Linked DNA regions of Homo sapiens: regions 1 and 3 are each linked to region 2. The links are chromatin contacts, found by Hi-C or POLR2A ChIA-PET in ENCODE. All regions are on one chromosome and are shown on one strand. The core of a region is the stretch at or near the end of the contact, and the rest is flanking DNA. Distances in the headings are between cores, read along the strand shown.

Region 1 (2,700 bases), core at 74-2,573, 200 kb before region 2:
GGAGGAAAGGAAGCGGGGAGGCAGACACTTTCTCCTCTCTCCCAGGTCCTGGTGACTGGTTTCCTCGTGACTGCACCACTTGTCCCGGTCCGCATGGACTCACTAAGAATCAACCCATGGTCAGCATCCTTGAGGTTCCCACCTGAAACTGCCCACAACCGCTTCTTCCTGGATCCATTTCTGGTGTTTGTAGAAAGGCTACTTTAAAAAGTTTTCTTGGCCAGGCATGGTGGCTCACATCTGTAATCTTGGCACTTTGGGAGGCCAAAACAGGACAATAAGCTGCTTGAGTCCACGCTTTTAAGACCAGCCAGGGGCAACATAGCAAGACCTTGTCTTTACAAAAAATGAAAAAATTTGCTGGGTGTGGTGGCATGCACCTGTGGTCTCACCTACTTGGGAGGCTGAGGTGGGAGGATGCTTGAGCCCAGGAAGTTGAGGCTGCAGTGAGCCAAGATGGGGCCACTGCACTCCAGGTTGAGCAACAGAACGAAACCCTGTCTCTGAAAAAAAAAAAAAGTCTTCTCCTTCTTGAAAACTTAGTAGCCTCTATGGCTAGGCTTGGTGGCTCATGCCTGTAATTCCGGCACTTTGGAAGGCCAAGGCAGGCAGATCACCTGAGGTGAGGAGTTGGAGACCAGCCTGGCCAACATGGCAAAACCCCATCTCTACTAAAAATACAAAAATTAGCTGGGTGTGGTGACACGCACCGGTAGTCCCAGCTACTTGGGAGACTGAGGCAGGAGAATCACTTGAACCCGGGAGGTGGAGACTGCAGTGAGCCAAGATCGAGCCAGTGTACTACAGCCTGGAGACACAGCGAGACTCCGTCTCAAAAAAAAAAAAAAAAATGGCCGGGCACGGTGGCTCACGCCTGTAATCCTAGCACTCTGGGAGGCCAAGGCAGGTGGATCACGAAGTCAGGAGTTCAAGACCAGCCTGGCTAAGATGGTGAAACCCTGTCTCTACTAAAAATACAAAAATTAGCCAGGCGCGGTGGCAGGTGCCTGTAATCCCAGCTACTCGGGAGGTTGAGGCAAGAGAATTGCTTGAACCCGGGCGGCAGAGGTTACAGTGAGCTGAGATCGCGCCACTGCACTCCAGCCTGGGTGACAGAGTGAGACTCCGTGTTAAAAAAGAAAGAAAGAAAAAAGAAAACAGTAACCTCTAGCCTGGACTGACTACATAATGTGCAGGGCAGCTTGTTCAAAAATGATGAAGAATTTCAAGACGGCAGCAGCAGAGCACTATGCCAAGCCTGGGCCTTTCTGACTGAGGCTCTTCTGGAGCATGGAGCCCTGTGTGACTGCGCAGGTCTCACGCCCACGAAGTCAGCGCTGCCTGTGGCTGAGTGTCAGTGGTTTGTGAGATGTGATCTCACACCTCATCTTGGGTGCGATGCACACACACCCGCCCTCCTGCACGCCTCCACACCCTCCACTCCGCCGCTTCGTGGGGATTCACTTGTAGAGAGGGATTCTTACTGTGTTTTTCCACTGAATTCACTCCAACTCCTCCCCAGTTAATCTTTTTCAGTCTTCAGCAAAATAGATGTTGACCTTCTAGATGAGTTTGAGTAGTGTCACCCGGTTGCAGGATGAGAAGCAGAGAGAGGTCTCCTTGGTACCACTATTCACGTGCAATTCCAGTGCTAAGGGTAACCCAGAGAGTGGCTGACAGCTGAGATTCTCTTTCTGGAGAGGGGGGTCTGGGGTAGGCTGAGAACGCTGAGCACTCCACAGATGGGATCCTGACATTTGCAAAATCCCACTTGACAACAGTCCCGTTCATTAGCAATATGGGTGTTATAACGATGTTTTCATCTACATGAGGAATCTGAAGCCCAGAGAAGTTGTCTCCTCAAGATCACACAGCCAGGAAATGGCACAGTCAACACACGCCTTCTGAGCCTTGAAATAGCCTCCTTTTCTCTACACACACCAGTCCACAATGGGACATTTTACAAGGCATAGCAGAAGGCTTTGAAGCAGCTTCTATTTGTATATAAAAGAATCAACCATGATCTCTGCCTTCCTCCAAAGGTATTAACTTTGCAGCTAATTTGTATTTCTTGTTCTGACTCTTCAGAGACAACCCTGCTACTCACTTTAACCTCAAGACACACACGAATTCTCGAGATCTGAAGACAGCCATAGAGAAAATTACTCAGAGAGGAGGACTTTCTAATGTAGGTATGTGATCCGGATTCAAATTATACTATCTTGCTACCATCGTTCTCTTTCTACGTGATTGTCTTCTAACCATTCTATATAAAAGGAAAAAATAATAATAATCCGTCAAGAAATAACTTCTGGTCGGGCGTGGTGGTTCACACCTGTTATCCCAGCACTTTGGGAGGCTGAAGCTAGCAGATCACTTGAGGTCAGGAATTCAAGATCAGCCTGGCCAGCATGGTTAAACCCTCTTTCTACTAAAAATACAAAAATTAGCTGGGTGTGGTGGCGGGTGCCTATAATCCCAGCTACTTGGGAGGCTGAGGTTGCAGTGAGCCAAGATGGCGCCACTGCACTCCAGCCTGGGTGGCAGAGCGAGACTCCATCTGAAAAAAAAAAAAAAAAGGACAAAGAAATTACTCCTGCAACATCTATATCTTTTCTAAAGTTATCATGGCTTCAGAGGGCAAGAATCTTTAACACACACACACTGTACAGTCCCAGCATGCTTGGTTTGCAAGAAGGG
Region 2 (2,700 bases), core at 66-2,565:
GCAACAAATGATTTATTATTTACATATTTAAATGTGCTTTATATTCAGAGATGATCATTCTCCTATTGGAAGGAAATAATTGAGCTAAATAGTATTGTAGAGTCCAGTGCTGCTAAAATTTATAATTTCTAACCTGAGCTGAATATCCAAGAATTTCTACAACCTCTGCCTACCACAGATTGTAGAAATCTCTGGTGAGTTCCTCTTCTATTCACTTCAGCAACTACTACAAACTTTTGCCACCCACTTTAAGCTTCTTACTCACAATCTTCCATACCAAATCCATCCAATGAACCTAAATGAAATTTCAAAGAGGGGGAAAAGACTTAACTGCAACCAAAGCCACCTTTACCTCTTTCCTTAAGATCATGTGTTCAGCCTCTTATGTGAGGCTTAATCTGAGGTTAATCTTTCCTTATGTGCTCCTATCCTAACCTATTTGACTTCCTAGGGATTCTTCAAGGACTCTGATCATATCTCGTATGTTTTCAACTTCTCTCTCTAGTTAGGCTACTCTTGTCAGTATAATGACAATGCTCAAGTCTTTCTTATCACATGTCCCCCCTGCACTATTCCCAAAGCCTCCAGATCCTTTTATCTACCCTATGTCCTCCTCTATGTATCTGGCTCCTTCCTTTCCCAGCCTAGATGCTTCCACTTCCTTTACTCTCTTATTCACTCCTCAATCTTCTACTATCTGGCTACTGGTCACCTCAAACAATCCTCTGCGGGAGGTCACCAATAGCCTCCTCTAGACTCATTTCTGTGCTTATTTACTCGATTCTTTCTTTTGAGACTCTGTCTACCCTTCTTGAAACTCCTCCCTTGTCTTTGATAACTCTGTTCTCTTTTGGTTCTCCTGAAACTTCTCTAGCAGTTTCCACTGTTGATTTATTTCCTTCTTCTCAATTTTTAAATGCTATTTATCCTCAAGCTTCCAATCTTGGTCCTCTTTCTTCTTCCTTTATTCAGCCTTCCTAGGCTAGTGTTATCATTTCTCTGGAATTATGAAAAAAGCCTCAGAACTGGCCTCCCTGTCTCCCTTCCCATCTCTTACAAACCAACCTACCTCTACGGGCTGACAGAATGATCCTTCTGAAATATAAAGTTAGTTACATCATTCCTCTACTTAAACATTTTTAATGATTCCCTATCACTTTCAGGATAGGGTTCAAACTCTTTTACATGTCATCAAGAAACCTTCATGATTTGGTCTTCACCTTGTTGTCCAGCCTCATCTAACAACCTCATGTTCCATTCATATCGGCCATAGTAAATGGCTATGCCCTTGAACTTGCCGTGTTCTCTCATGCCTCCTAGTGTTCGTATTTGCTATTCTTTCTGAGAGGAAAACCCGTCCCGCATGTGTTGCCTCACTAATTCCTCTTGAAGATTTGATTCAACCATTGCCCACTCTGAGAAACCATCCTTTGCTTTCCTATCACAACATCGGGCTCCTCCTCTCTATTCTAATTGCAGCTTTACATGCACTAAAATAGCACTTACCACACTGTACCTATCTCCTAATTCAGGCACAGTGAAACTGCTTTCACTATCTATAACCTCAAACCACGTTTGAGGCAGACCAGGCACAGAGTAAAAGTAACTGGGTGAATAAATACAGGGAGTCAGTGTATTCATATCATGTTAAAATAGGATCCAATACAGAAAAAAAATCCATCCTTTTTTCCATTGTAAAGCAATACTCAAAAAAAAACCACACAAGTATCTATCATAGCAATACACTGTACCTGATCTTCTGCAATATGGACTCGAGCATAAGGGGAGTCTAGCAAGGTATGTAAGGCCTGCAGGCATGCTGTAACATGTTCAATGGGCTCCTCAGGTCTAGGGGAACAAAGAAACTGTATACTCACACCTGAAATGCACAAAATAAAAACATGTTTTTTCACTTATAAAACACTTTATGTTGTTTGATCCCATATTTCTTCTCTATTTATGTTTTTACAGATTACCTTAACATGTATTTATTAATACCTTAAAGTAGACTTCAAAATGGTTTCCAAGTTAAACAGCCAAACTCAACATAAGGTTGTAGTTTTGCAATTAGGTTAATATTCAAATTAGCTATGTGTGAAAGAAGGAATTCCCATGCCATCAGGTTGATTATGAAGATATTAAGTTTTTATTTCTAGGACTTTTAAAATAATACATTAAGAAAATAAATTTACAAACATTATAAAATTGTTTTTCATTAAATGGTAGCCAAATAATTTTTCATGCATACAAAGTTTTTAAATGGCAAGTTATAGAGGCACAATGGGTATCATAGTAAACAACTGCTTTTAATTTACATAGGGGTAAAGTCATTGTTTTGGAAGTTTTTCACATTTTCACTTACCAGATCTACTGATGAATCCGATAATTACACCTTATTGTGTTCCTTTTCACTCCCAGAAAACATAAGATCACTAAAAGCTTCATTACCATGTATAAATTCTTAAATGTTAAAAAAGCATCTATAGCTGGGTGCAGTGGCTCATACCTGTAATCTCAGCACCCAGCCGAGGTGGGTGGATCACCTGAGGTCAGGAGTTCGAGACCAGCCTGACCAACATGGAGAAACCCCACCTCTACTAAAAATACAAAATTACCCGGGCGTGGTGGCGCATGCCCATAATCCCAGCTACTTGGGAGGCTGAGGCAGGAGAATCGCTTGAACCCAGGAGGCGGAGGTTG
Region 3 (2,700 bases), core at 189-2,688, 170 kb before region 2:
ATTTGAGCATTCAGCAATTCCTAAATCAGGCATCACCAGATTGCAAGCAGTTCAGCACTCCACTGAGGAGGTAAAAAGGTATAAGGTGTTTGTGATGGTTAATATTGAGTGTCTAGTTGATTGGATTAAGGATGCAATATTGATCCTGGGTGTGTCTGAGAGGGTGTTGCCAAAGGAGATGAACATTTGAGTCAGTGGGCAGGGAAAGGCAGACCCACCCTTAATCAGGTGGGCACCATCTAATCAGCCACCAGCGAATATAAAACAGGCAGAAAAATGTGAAGTGACAAAATGGGCCTAGCTTCCCGGCCTACATCTTTCAACCATGCTGAATGCTTCCTGCCCTCAAACATCAGACTCCAAGTTTTGGAACTTGGACTGGCTTTCCTTGCTCCTGAGCTGGCAGATGGCCTATTGTGAGACCTTGTGAGTTTAAGAATTAATACTTAATAAACTCCCATATATATATAATATGTATACACACACACACACACACATATATATATATATCTTACTAGTTCTGTCCCTCTAAAAGAACCGTGACTAATACAGTATTCAACGAAGCAAGATGAGGAAAATAACTGCTTGGTTAAAGTGGACAGTCCCTAATTAGAGGTTAGTTGGCAGTTTCTGATTGGTTAAGTTTCATTTTACTGTGTACATTGTGCTTACATAAGAACCCAAGGTGCTGGAGGTGTCTCAGCCTAATGGCTCCCAATTAATTATTTTAACAGGGAAATTGCAAAATAGGAATGAAGGACTAAAGACAGTTGTGGCAGAGAGAATTTGTTGGCTGGAATTTGTTATTTCCTATAGAGGCAGAAAAGTGAGATACTTTTTCTCAACATCCCTTAAACGTAGAGGAGGCCAACATTCTGGCCAATGAGATATGTGGGAAGTCTGTTGGAGGGCCTCTGGGAAGATTTCCTTTGCTGTCTGTATACAGTCAGCTTGGGCTTCCATAACAAAATATGATAGACTGGGTGACTTAAATAAACAAATTTTATTTTTCAGTCTGAAGGCTAGAAGTCCAAGATCAAGATGCCACCATGGTTGAGTTCTGGTGAGGCTCTCTTTATGGCTTACAGATAGCTCCCTTCTTGCTGTGTCCTCATCTGGCAAGGGGAGGCCAGGGGAGGGGAGGGGAGGGGAGGCAGTTCTACATGACACAAAATGCATGAGAGGTAGTTCTACATGACAAAGAATTGTCCCACTTAAAATGCCAAAATGCTTAAGAAACACTGATGTGACTGGTTCTCTATCAAAATAATGACAGACTATCTGGAAATATGCGAGGAAAATACTAACATTATTGATATAAGACCCTGAAATGGAAATTTAAGTAGTCTAAAAGTATAGAAATTAAATTGTAACGGCAAAACCAAAGACGCAGACAAAGAATGGGGAAAGGGAAAGTAACAGCATCTTTAAGCATCACTTATTTTGGAGAGGCACAGGAAGTGAATGTATTCTAAAAATCACATTTTTTTGTTTCAGGTTGGTAGGGGGTTAGTGAAGATTAGAGTGATTCTGTTTTTTCATAGAGTAGCAGGAAGATATCTGATTATGAATGAAGATAATTTTGAAAGAGAAACGCACAGTAGAAATCCCACATTAACATGAGAAAGACAGGAAGTGAATAATGACTTCATCAATCCAGCAAAAACGAAAAGAAACAATGAAGTAAAATAATGAACATAATAAAACAAAACCAGTGAACACCCAATATATCCACTGAAAGAAACTACCAGCCAGTTTCTTTCCTGGAAGACCTAGAAATAGGCAGCTTACAGGAAACACACTTAAAATGAAGGAATAAAGAAAAGTTGAAAGTAGAGACCCTTAAATAAAACAGTAAGACTAATCTATGAATATGCATGCTAAAGCTCCAAATAAAAGACTAGCAACTGAAACAAGGACTTATATGAAAACAACAACATATATGACCAAATAGGGTTTATTTCAAGGAGGCAAGCATGTTTTAATGTCAACTTCATACACACAATTGGTTAGTCAACAGCTTAAAGAAGAGTAACTCATGATCACATCAAAAGATGCTAAGAAGGCATTTGATGAAATTCAGCAGCCATTCTTTAAACCTGGAAAAACAGGAAAGAACCTATTTAAATAAAATAGAGATTATTTACCAAATAACAAGTAAAATACTCTAAATAACTAAATACCAAAACCATTTCCACTAAAGTTAATAATAGACAGGGAGGCCTACTTTTACCATTATAACTCAACACCACATTGGAGTTTCTAGACAACAAAAATTTCAAAAAAAGAATCAGTCAAACATTGAAAAAGACAAGATCAAATTATTTTTGTGAATGTCCCAATTGTATTTCTAAACATCTCGAGACTCTAGTGAAAACCTGCTATAATTCATGAGATTTAGTAAGCATTTACAATGTTTGTTGTATATAAGCATACAAAAACAGATTTTCTCTGTGTATTTTAAAATGTATTTTCTTAAATTTTTTTTTTTTTTTTTAAGAGATGGGGTTTTGCTATTTTGCCCAGGCTGGTCTGGAACTCCTGGGCTCAAGCAATCCTCCTACCTCAGCCTCCCAATGTGCTGGGATTACAGGCATGAGCCATGCACCTGGCTCCTCTCTTTATTTGTAATAAGCTCTTATAAATGAAAATGGTCACAATAGTGACCAAAATAAGAACATATTAAAAATTTTTTAAAGG

What was found. A loop is a pair of places that touch in the nucleus more often than their neighbours do. ChIA-PET counts read pairs that join two places held with the same protein, here RNA polymerase II (POLR2A). Pooled maps may share reads with other maps.
Region 1: a loop to region 2 is called in a pooled map, with 4 times the contacts of the local background. The contact joins two enhancer-like sites. A Hi-C loop is called at or near these places in 4 of 168 maps with a recorded cell type or tissue (Caco-2, K562, MCF 10A and 1 more) and 5 of 50 pooled maps. POLR2A ChIA-PET finds 5 or more read pairs at or near these places in 2 of 52 experiments (Caco-2 and PC-9).
Region 3: a pooled map shows a loop between it and region 2 (4-fold over the local background). The contact joins two enhancer-like sites. A Hi-C loop is called at or near these places in 1 of 37 single-sample maps with no recorded cell type and 3 of 50 pooled maps. POLR2A ChIA-PET finds 5 or more read pairs at or near these places in 2 of 52 experiments (Panc1 and activated CD4-positive, alpha-beta T cell).

The regions. Positions count from the first base shown.
Region 1 is chr2:36,799,213-36,801,912 of GRCh38, forward strand. VIT (vitrin) reads left to right here. Exons shown (of 16, transcript NM_053276.4): 13 at 2,089-2,192. All of the region lies in intron 1 of LOC124905990 (a long non-coding RNA gene), which reads right to left. Among named protein-coding and RNA genes, the nearest start is that of VIT, 100 kb to the left of the region's middle. Within about 2 kb of position 1,324, at least 2 of the 41 ENCODE cell types and tissues checked have a DNase peak (open chromatin) inside an H3K27ac peak, as active enhancers do.
Region 2 is chr2:37,003,881-37,006,580 of GRCh38, forward strand. HEATR5B (HEAT repeat containing 5B) reads right to left here. Exons shown (of 36, transcript NM_019024.3): 30 at 1,752-1,879. Among named protein-coding and RNA genes, the nearest start is that of STRN, 39 kb to the left of the region's middle. Within about 2 kb of position 1,316, at least 2 of the 41 ENCODE cell types and tissues checked have a DNase peak (open chromatin) inside an H3K27ac peak, as active enhancers do.
Region 3 is chr2:36,833,798-36,836,497 of GRCh38, forward strand. No RefSeq gene overlaps it. Among named protein-coding and RNA genes, the nearest start is that of STRN, 130 kb to the right of the region's middle. Within about 2 kb of position 1,439, at least 2 of the 41 ENCODE cell types and tissues checked have a DNase peak (open chromatin) inside an H3K27ac peak, as active enhancers do.